2 separate regions of the Homo sapiens genome follow, and region 1 is linked to region 2. Evidence: chromatin contacts called from ENCODE Hi-C or POLR2A ChIA-PET data. All regions are on one chromosome and are shown on one strand. Each heading gives the region's core, a stretch centred on a gene start or an enhancer-like site at or near the end of the contact. The rest is flanking DNA. Distances are from core to core; before and after follow the strand shown. Region 1 holds the start of LOC124904503 (a long non-coding RNA gene). Region 2 holds the start of LINC02602 (long intergenic non-protein coding RNA 2602).

What was found. Hi-C counts contacts between places; a loop is a spot of excess contacts on that map. ChIA-PET counts read pairs that join two places held with the same protein, here RNA polymerase II (POLR2A). Pooled maps may share reads with other maps.
Region 1: a pooled map shows a loop between it and region 2 (7-fold over the local background). The contact joins the enhancer-like site here to the promoter of LINC02602 in region 2. A Hi-C loop is called at or near these places in 3 of 50 pooled maps. POLR2A ChIA-PET finds 5 or more read pairs at or near these places in 9 of 52 experiments (A673, BJ, H1 and 4 more).

Annotation. Positions count from the first base shown.
Region 1 is chr1:210,361,665-210,367,382 of GRCh38, reverse strand. HHAT (hedgehog acyltransferase) reads right to left here. Exons shown (of 12, transcript NM_018194.6): 3 at 4,464-4,531. LOC124904503 (a long non-coding RNA gene) reads left to right here and starts at 437. Exons shown (of 2, transcript XR_007066866.1): 1 at 437-596; 2 at 2,202-4,505. Within about 2 kb of position 4,074, at least 5 of the 41 ENCODE cell types and tissues checked have a DNase peak (open chromatin) inside an H3K27ac peak, as active enhancers do.
Region 2 is chr1:210,289,127-210,294,571 of GRCh38, reverse strand. It overlaps LINC02602 (long intergenic non-protein coding RNA 2602), which reads left to right and starts at 1,423. Exons shown (of 2, transcript NR_183451.1): 1 at 1,423-1,628; 2 at 4,050-4,234.

The DNA.
Region 1 (5,718 bases), core at 2,825-5,324, 70 kb before region 2:
TAGGACCAATGTATTTCTCACCTCCATGCTGCAACCTGGCCCTTCACTCTTTCCTGCAGTTAAATTCAATAAAATACTCACTGACTCTGCTCCAGGCATTGAAGATACAGAAATGATTAAATCCCAGCCCTGCTTTTGTGGGACCCACAATCTAAGTCAGAAAGGACAACATCAAATAAAATTCTACAAATAAATTTGTCATAATAGGGTACACGATTTCACCCAAAAGAGTGCTATCCTATCACCCTGTTTACTGCCTTCATGTCATTTAGCTCAATCTGTGGCCATTGTTCATTTGTTTGCGGTCAGCCTGTCCCTAGTAGGAGAAACTAGCATAGGAATGTTGTCTGTCTGGCTCACCACTGTCCCCAGCGCTCCATATGGACTTGAGCACAGAGACACTCTCATTGAAAGCTGTATTTGTGGAAGGAAGTAAAGAGAGAGGCAGGGAAGTGTCAGGAACTATGAGCACCAAGCTCAGCTTGAGCTTCAGGCAATGCTTCGTGACAGGGAGCCAGCTATGATCTGAAGTCTGAGTAAGGGCCGGACAGGGAAGGCGTGAGCCCCAATCCAGAAGAGGAACAGGATGAGTAAAGGTAAGAATGGCAAATCGGCATGACCAAGGGAGTGGTCATTTAAGAGCCCTTAAATATTGCTATAGACCAGCTGCTCTTAAAAGGGGATGATTTTTGCCTCCTGGGGGCATTTGGCAATGCATGGAGACTTTTTAAATTGTTTCTTGTTTTTGATTTTATTTTTAGAGACAAGGTCTCACTCTGACACCCAGGCTGGAGTGCAGAGTGCAGTGGCACGATCTCTGCTCACTACAACCTCCACCTCCCGGGTTCAAGCAATTCTTGTGTCTCAGTCCCTGGAGTAGCTGGGATTACAGGCACACACCTGGCTGTAATTTTTGTATTTTTAGTAGACATGGAGTTTCATCATGTTGGCCAGGCTACTCCTGACCTCAATGATCGCTGGTCTTAGCCTTCCCAAGTGCTGGGATTACAGGAGTGAGCCACCACACCCAGCCCACTTTTTAAAATTGTTAAGGCTTAGGGCAGGAAATGCTGCTAGCATCTACTAGGTAGAGTCCAGGGACTCTGATAAGCATTGTACAACGTCCAGAGCAGCTCACCACAACAGCCATCTAATCTAGAATGTCAGTAGTGGCCAGGCAGCATAGCTCACACCTGTAACCCCAGTGCTTTGGAAGGCTGAGGCTAGGAGTTCAAGACCAGCCTGGGTAATATAGTGAGACCCCATCTCTACAAAATATTAAAAATCAGCCAGGTATGGTGGTGCATGTCTGTAGTCCCAGCTACTCAAGAGGCTGAGGCAGAAGGATCGTTTGAGCCTAGGAGTTCAAGTCTCCAGTGAGCTATGATTACAACCACTGTACTCCAGCCTGGGTGACAGAGCAGGATCACATCTCTTCAAAAAAAAAAATTTTTTTTAATAAAATGTGGCCAGGCATGGTGGCTCATGATTCTAATGCCAGCACTTTGAGAGGCTGAGGCAGGTGGATCACTTGAGGTCAGGAGTTTGAGACCAGCCTAGCCAACGTGGTGAAACCCCATCTCTATTAAAAATACAAAAATTGGCCAGGCGTGGTGGTGTGTGCCTATAATCCCAGCTACTCAAGAGACTGAGGCAAGAGAATTGTTTGAACCTGAGAGATGGAGGTTGCAGTGAGCCAAGATTGTGCCACTGCACTCCAGCCTGGGTTACAGAGCGAGACCCTATCTCAACAAAATAAAATGTCAGCCAGGCATGGTGGCCCACACCTGTAATCCCAGTATTTTGGGAGGCCAATGCAGGTGGATCACCTGAGGTTGGGAGTTTGAGACCAGCATGGCTAATATGGCGAAACCCCATCTCTACTAAAAATAAAAAAAATTAGCTGGATGTGGTTGCAGGTGCCTGTAATCCTAGCTACTCAGGAAGCTGATGTGGGAGAATCACTGGAACCCAGGAGGCAGAGGTTGCAGTGAGCCAAGATCACACCACTGCACTCCAGCCTGGGCAACAGAGGGAGACTCCGTCTCAAAAAAAAAAAAAAAAAAAAAAAAACTGTCAGCAGTACTGAGGTTTACCAACCCAGCTGCAGACTAACATTCAAGGGATGGGCTGGTCAGAAAACTAAGCTTTCTTCTAAAGGTCATGATTTCTAGTCACATCTAATATCTTCTTTTGATTAGAATTTGGACCAAAATAGCATGTGCTTGCCACTTCCTACAGCCTCTGAGAAAAGAAATATTCAGCAAGGAGTATCTTGATCCTAAGGACCCATATCAATGTCCTTCCTCTGCCGGATATTCACCAGGACCCATTTCCTCCGTAAATTCTAGGGCTCCAAACCACCCACCCCACATGCAAGGTGATGAGAAGTAGAGAGATGAGAAGATGAGAGGTGCTCAGAGCACTGGTAGATGAATGGATAGTCAGACAGAGGGATGGACAGATTTGTCAGGATGGCAAAAGACGGAATCCTTGGAGCTCCCAGAGTGTGTGTGTCTGTGCCACGTGGACTTTTCTGTGAAGGCAGAATTGGCCTGAGCAACAACACTCCCGACCCCAGACCTGTTATGAGAGCTGTTGTGGAGAGCACTGAGAAGGGGTCATCTCTGCAGGACTCTGGAGCCTCTGCAGGGAGTCAAGCAGCTGGGCTTGACCCAGTGAAGTGACAAGAGCTGGGAAGTCAGTGAAGACAAGGCCGCTTTGTCTGGAAGTAGCAACGCATGGCTGGGCTGAGCCTGCCCTTGATCATGAAATCTGTGGCAGCTCCAAAACTTGTTGGGGCCTGACCCTGTGTTCACTTTCTCACGCTGCCTCACCATTGTTCCTCTGCAGCTAAAAGTCTTTCAAATGTGTCTGCTTATTTTTGCCTTGGCAAATAATTCTATATTTCCAATATTATCTAAAATGCTTGAATTTTAACTCTAAAAGGAAAAAAAAATCATCTTTTTTTCTGCTGTAAGACATCCGCTAGTGTTACATTCGTAAAGAGTAGATCTGAGACACTCAGAAAGGCTACCTCCTATTTCATCTCAAATTCCACTTTGTGACAAAGCTTCCCAGATTTCCTCATCTCTGAAGTGGGCACAATACTACCCACATTACATTCTTATTAACAATCCTAAAAAGGGCTTATTTAAATAAGAAACATCTAGAAATGGATGCCATGGATGAAAATTCAATTTACATCTAAGTTTTCATGGAAGCATCTGGTGGGTAGAGCGACAAAAGCCAAGAATGGCACCCCATGCAGGGCAGGATGCTCTTCTCAGTTACAGAAAAACATGGGCCTTGTATCTTACATATGGCTCTGTACAGAGCTGGGAGAAAGGAACAGGCTACCCTAGCAAATCAAAATGGAAATTGAGCTACATTTGTTACAATTCAAGCAAGATCTGCAACTTTCAATAGAAAAATATTAGTACAGGCAGTACCCAACTTGGAAATGAACTGTCTTGCAAAAGTTCATTTGCAAGCAGAGTGTTCAGAACCTGGAATGCAAGGTGTCTTTTATGTCCCAAGCCAGCCCACAAAAGGCTGATTGAATCTGTAATCTATTTGGTATATTACATAAAGTAAAAATAGAAAACAAAACAAAACAAACTGCTCTGATAACATTTTAAAAACATATAAAAATACTTAGAAAACAAATATACAGCCAATAATTAGCCTTGACCCGAAGCCCCCACCATGACCTGGGCCCTGGACCCCCTACAGTCCAAGTCATAGCTGAAATGGGGTCCTGAGAAACTGAATGGAGAAGAATGAGAAGAACCCCAGCCTAAAAGGGACAGGGGTTCTGGTGGGAGAAAAAAGTAGTCAGGCATCTCTCAACTGGAAGAGAAGGGTCTGGTACCTACCCAGAATATATACTCTAGCACAGAAGTGCTACTGGTCACATCTAGAAAGACATGGGTATGTGAAAGAACAGTGGCCACTCTGCCTGCTACCAAAGTAGACAAAATGAGCTGCTGCTGAAGACAAGCGAGCCAGCCACCTGGCACCGCCCTACCAGAGGGACGAGGGATGTGAATTCCCAGCATGCTCTGCAGCAGCATGGACAGCCAGGGACACTCAGAGGCCAGAAGGAAGATGTTCCTGCAGCTGCCGGCAGTTGGTATAGGAGCGTCCAGGGGCCGCATGTGATTCTGATGGATCTGGCTAGGTCAAGTAGGAAGTTTCTGAGCTTTACAAAAGTGAAAACTGTCCTAACTGATAAGGTTAGTCACATTTCTGGTATCTTCAGAAGAGTACAGGGGACAAGAACATAGAGACCCTGGGAACGCCTTCCCCAACACAGCACACTCACACCTTTACGGCAAAAAGGGTGCTTCATTCCAGATTGCTGCTGAATCTGATACCTGGATCGACTCCAAATACAAATGTGATGTGAAATATTGAAATCAGGTTTGAAAACTGAGATTTATTATGCATCCACTTTGTACCTTCTTTAATCCTCCAAATAAAGTGTCAGTCTCCAGCTCAAATTCCTGGTCCAGCTCCTCTTCGTGTTCTGACCAAAAAAAAAAAGTCTTCGTTAGTCACAAATCTAAACAAAACTGGGCTGGCTGAAGAGCTGAAGCACTGAAAGAATTGGACTATGTCCTGGAAAAGCAGCCAGTGGACTAAGGTGCAGGCACGGAAACATACCACACTCCTTGACCTTGCTTTCCAGTGTTCTGTGACCTAAGTTCCTGGAAATATGTAGAGCCACTGATGGAAACTTGGCTTGTAATAAGGGTCACAAAAGGAGACAGCAAAGGAGAAGAGTTTCCAACACAGGAAAACATGGGAAGGGTTACTGCAAATGGCCCATGTGCACACGCTGTTAGAAATTTTGGGCCGGGCATGGTGGCTCACGCCTGTAATCCCAAAACTTTGGGAGGCCAAGACGGGCGGATTACAAGTTCAGGAGTTTGAGACCAGCCTGACCAATGTGGTGAAACCCCATCTCTACTAAAAATACAAAAATTAGCCAGGTGTGGTGGCATGGTCAGGAGAATGAGGCAGGAGAATTGCTTCAACTGGGAGGCAGAGGTTGCATTGAGCCAAGATTATGCCATTGCACTCCAGCTTGGGCAACAAGAGCAAGACTCCATCTCAAAAAAGAAAAGAAAAAAAAAAAAAAGAAATTTTGACACAGACTATGCCACAAAACTATGGTGATTGGATCCGCTATGATATAATGCTAACAAAATATAATAAAATAGTCATATAATGGTAATGAGCATGTTTGTAAGTAAACAATACAGTTGATTTGAAACAAAAGATAAAATAAAATCTGCCAACACTTCTTGAGGAGGTACAGTAACCAGACACAGTACAAGATACTAGCAATGAAATGGAACCAGACTGGCGTGGCTTTTGTCTTCCTGGGGCTTACTGTATGCTGGGGAAGATAGACAAACACAGAATAAGAAACTATGATAGTGCTGATCAGTGCCATGATGCAGGAAGGAATGCTGTGGGAGCCGATGCTGAGGTCTGTGCGATGTCCTGTAGGCAACTGCATGGATGCGGGTGGAGCTCAAAGGAATGCTCTAAGCTGGAGATAAAGACTTACAAGTTCTCAGTATAAGGGTGGGACAAAACCACCAGAATGGCTGAGATTCCCCCCCAAAAAAGGACAAAGAGTACATAGACAAGAATGGGGAAATATTAATGCATATCAGATCAACAAAAGTATAAAAACCTCAAGAA
Region 2 (5,445 bases), core at 174-2,673:
CTCCTCCTTCCCCCCACCCTCACTCATTACACTCTTCTCTCGGTTGTCTCTTTGCTGTGGCTCCTCACACGTCATAGACATGCCCCTGTGTCTTTGTTTGGGCTACCCTAAAAGCAGATCCTGAGCTGGGAGACAAGCAGGGCTGACATCCATTAGGCACAGTGCCGAGGGCCCACAGTGCTTTTGGGGGCCCATGGAAATGTTTTAATTTCTTTGTAGAAACAAAACAATATATAATATTTTTAGATTAAGAAATGCTTTAGTACTGGCTGGGCACGGTGGCTCAAGCCTGTATGGGAAGCCAAGGTGGGTAGATCACTTGAGGCCAGGAGTTCGAGAGCAGCCTGGCCAACATGGTGAAACCCCGTCTCTACAAAAAATACAAAAATTAGCCAGGCATGGTGGCAGGTGCCTGTAATCCCAGCTACTCAGGAGGCTGAGGCAGGAGAATCGCTTGAACCCAGTGGGCAGAGGTTTCAGTGAGCCAAGATCGTGCCACTGCACTCCAGCCTGGGCCACAGAGCAAGACTCCATTTCAAAAAAAAAAATGCTTTACTACATAATATTATTATGTTCATCTTTATACAAATGCAGCCATAAAATATTTTTGTATTTTTTAATTTTTGTTTTTGATGAAGGGCTCATGGCCGCGAAGGCCAAAATGCCTAAAACCCACAAAAGTTACAATGTAGCCCTAGGTACAAGAACTGTGTTAAGTGCTTTATATAGTACACGTTATATAAGTCCTCATAATGGTCCTGTTGTTCCCCTCATGTAACAGGCAAAGAAACTGAGGCTTAGAGAGGTTGAGTCACTTACTCAAGGCCCCATCTAATGGGTTGGGGAGTTGGAATTCCAGCTACCTCTTGCCTGACTCCATAGTTCTTGTTCTTCCCCATGGTCTGCAGAAACCTGAAGGACTTGGCGGCAGGAAAAATTTGGTGGGGAACATGTGTCTTCTCTCTTGCCTGCTCTGATTTCTCAGGAGCAGGACCCAGGAGGGCATCCGAGCCTCTGGCAGCTGAACCTCTGCAAACAGCAGTCACAGTGCATTTCTGCAGGCTCTTGGAGCTGCTCCCTCTGCCTCGGCCAGATGCGAATTTGTGGCTTTTCCTTCTTGGCTCCTTTCCCCAGGTTTTCATTCCTTTTATTCTGGGATGGAGCTGAAATTTTTCCAACAGGGCCCATGGTGGACACCCAGAAGTCAGTAGGGACTCCAAAAGGAAGTTAAGGCCGGGGAAGGGGGCCAGGAAGAGGGAGACCAGCCTAAAGTACACAACACTCAATTCTTCATTACTCACATGTGGCCTGACCGCTGGTGGACTGGCTCCAGGAAAATCTGAACCCTGGGCTGAGCCTCCCCGCCGGCTGGCCAGGACAGACCTGGATGCCCTCCACCCTCCAGCCAAACTTATTTTTTTCATATCATAGCTGCAGAATATTCGGACCCTCTAGTCCCAGCCGCCCAGTGAACTTGAGCTGTGTGACCTTGAGCAAAAGGCAAAATGTTTCTGATTTTCAGTCCCCTCATCTGGAAAAGGAGGAGGCTGTGGGACATGATGATCTTTGAAAGTCTAATAATGAAACAAACAGAAAACCTGTGCTTCTAAGTTGGTGAGTCTGGAAAGGTACGTCTGTTGCTTAGGAAAAAAAGTCCCAAATCCCAAAGAGCCCCTTTTGGCAAGTGTTGTACTTAAGACAATCCGGGCGCTGCCCCTCCTGAGGCGGGGGGGACTCGAGGACCGGCTTTAGCAGAAGTTCCTCCCGCAGAACAACTCGGACGACGACGCCTCGGAGGATCCGGGGAGCTTTGGAGGAGGCGATGGCGGAGCAGGGCGGGTGGCAGCGCAGGCGTGGGAGGGACAGGTGGCCCGTTCGCGTCAAGTCAGGGCGCCCCCTCCTGGGACACCTGTGCCCCGCCTAGTCCCAGGGCCCAGTCCCGGGGCAGACACTGGCCGAGCCCGGAGCCTCTTCGCGTCCCCTCCCACCCAGACCAGGCCGGCGTTTCCCCCGGGCCCCCGCGCGGCTCCGGCCCGCGGAAGTCGCGCGTTCTTTCTTTCCCCCTCGTTAGTCGAGCTGAAACCTGATCGTGGAAAGTCTGGGGCGGGTGTCAGACCCGGCCAGCTCTGGCTCCCAGCGCCTGGGGCGATTCCTGCTGGAGGAACCCGGGCGGGGCCCGCCAAGGGGGCAGGAGGTCGGACACCTCGGGAACAGGCCTCTTTGTCTCTGTGCGGGTGAGGGGCTGGCAAAGCGGGAGAGGGAGTTAATTGCAGGGGCGGGGAGTGGTGGGGGGGCTGGGTAAGCCGAATGACACCTGACAGCTCTGCGAGAGCCCCCCAACCCCCGCCGCTGGGGGGTGGTCCTCCTAATCCCCTTCGCAAGAGGAAGCTAATTGCTGCAGCCAGAGAAGGCAGGATAAAAGCGAGCGGGCACCCACACCCACCAGGCCCGGAGTCTTGCTATTTGCTGCTAAATTAATATATTACCTAATGCAGAAACCACGTTAAGAACTCCAGCTTTCGGCTCCAACAGGAGCTTCTGATGGGTTAAAGGCAACATCTTGCTTTAATTCCCCCCTTTTTCCCATCCTCCCCCCACTCCCCACCACCACCAACTACAAATGTCAGAAATAAATTATTGAAACCAGATGTAAGGTTTTTGGGTGCACATTTTCAGGCAGTTGTGCGCTAACAGATGCCTTGTATTAATAATGTACAGTTGTGACAGGAAATATGGTTTAGAGTCCTGGAAAAACATGAAAGCTAATTCCATTACCCCTTTTCATGGTACCCAGTTCTTCTCAAATGTTCAACTGGTTTGGATTACAGTGAAATTCTAGAGGAAAAACGATTTGGTCTGAGATGGTAACTTGGTTCTGCTTTCCAGCTTCTCCCGTGGAACAGCACCCACCTTCCTAGGCACCTGCAGACCTGTGTTCTATATACGTGCAAATAGCCAGAGATGAGGACATCTGGACCTGGTGCCTCCCCAGGGAAGTGGCTTCCAAATATTCCCCCCTTTCCTGGTCATGAGGACCTGGTAGACAGTAAAAGCAGGGCCAATGATCCCAGCTTCATATTCTTGTCTGGGACAGTCCATTTTAACCTGGCCTACCCACTCACACTTCACTTGGAGCAAAAGTAAAAACAATAAAACACTTTTATGCTCGAGGAACCAGATAAATCCTAGTAATTGATCTCAGGAGAGGGATTATTAAGGGGCTAAGTGCAATGCTTTCCAGAACCGGGGGTGTAATAAGCATGAAGCCAAACAAATGCGCAATTTGTTATCTGTATTTCATCACTTAATGCATTGCAAGCAACGGGTTTGAAAATGGCTTTTCTCCAGGAGGGGAGAAGGCACTAAAATAGCTGTAACACATCCATTGACAGTTCTGTTGCTGAAAAATGTCATCATTCTCCATGGCTCACACTGTCAGCCGTGCTCAGAAGGGTCAGAATATTCCCACTCTGCCATTTTTGGGGACAGATTCCCCTCCACTTTAGCCAATGTACAATGCTAAAAGAGACAACTCTCAAGGTCTTTCCCGCTGTAACCCTACACTTACGAAGAAATAACAAAGTAACCAGCAAGGATATCGAACTGCCCTGGACCCATAGATAAGAAAGGCTTTCCCTGTCCTAGACAAGAGTGAAGAAGGAAAGATATCAAAGATATCTACCGGTTCAGTTGGGTGAGACCTAAGAATTACAGCATCCAAAATAATAGCTAATCTTTATCAAGATCCTACTATCCTATCTGCTCTTACACCTGTGGCATCTAATCTTAACAATACCTGAGAAGGCAGGTGCCGTGCAATTATATCCTTGGTTATAGATGAGGAAACTGGGTTTTAGGGATGCTGGGTAATCTGCTGAAGGTTGCAGAGTTACTGGCAGAGCCAGCACTCACAATTTAATCTATTTAATTTTAAAGACTTTTAACAACCTCAACTATCATTTATTCTAATAGGTAAGGAAAGTATGCTATGAATTATGGGTAAATCCACACTGTGTCATTCTCTTAACGAAACTTTTTTTTTTTTTCAGGCTTGGTGTACAGTTGATGTCTAGAATATATTAACAGAAGGCTGCCCTGTAGAAGTTTTGAGTTAATGGTTTCCATCAACGCAGGAGTGGAAGAAGCTACTGGGGATCAGGAATCAGAAGTCCTGGCTTTAAGCCCTAGCTTTAGCCCTCACTGGTAATAAAATCAAAGCAATTGGTCTCTTTGACTTCAGTTTCTCCACTTTTAAGGTTGACCTGATAATACTTGCCCTGCTTGTGAAGAGCATGTGAAATAATAGCTATTCAAATTTTTACAAAGCACCAAGCAAATAGCTGTGTGACCTTGGGCATGTTCTTTTACTTTTCTGATCCTTATTTATCTTAACTGTGGGATTGAATGAAAGAGCATCCAACTTCACCTCCTGCTCTGAAACTGTACATTTCAAAGATGGGTGTTATGGCATAGTTTGTTGGAGCAAAAGCCAGGAAACAGAGGGTTGCCTCCCAAGAGGGAAAAGCTGAACACATTATTACACGTCCACACCATGGCATAGTATGTAACCAATGAACATGGAAAATCAGAGTATGCCAGATAGCTTGGAGGAGTTTCTATGAGGTGGTGTTGAGATGAGGAGAGAAAAGATGTATAAATGATCCCACATTGTAAAACAATAAACAGCATTCCCCTGGGTATGTGTATAGGTATATATTCTATACAGAATTACATAAAAAAAAAGTATACTCCATATTCAAGGTGTTATGGTGGGAAGAAAATGGGGCGAGGGCTGACCATAGAAAAGGAAATGGGGAGAAAAGACTGCATTCAAAAATAATAAGACAACATGTATTTGCTCAATGCATGTGTTTGTGTAAAGATCTATATTGTGAATACGTGCTACTTTTTTTTTTAACAGGAATTACAGGAATTACACCCCCCAGAAGTTCTATTTTTTTAAATATGAACCAGGCATTTTTATTAAAAATAACTAAATTTTTTTCGTTTAGACCTGTATCTTGGTGCAAGAGAGTACTCACATACATAAGAATCGACCTGCTGCTATGCCCCTCACCTGTTGACTGTATGTCAATGAGAAGTTCCCCCGTGTAGGCTGGGCCCAGTGGCTCATGCCTGTAATCCCAGCACTTTGGGATGCCAAAGTGGGAGAATCGCTTGAGGCCAGGAGTTTGAGACCAGCCTAGGCAACATAGTGAGACATTGTCTCTATAAAAAATGAACAAAATTAGCTGGGCATGGTGGTGCATGCCTGTAATCCCAGTACTCAGGAGGCTGAGGCAGGAGGATCACTTGAGCCCTGAAGGTGGAGGCTGCAGTGAGCCATGATCGCACCACTGCACTCTAGCCTGGGTGACAGAGTGAGACCCTGTCTCCAAAAAAAAAAAAGTTTTCCTACGTAGAAAGTTCCCTAACATAGCATGT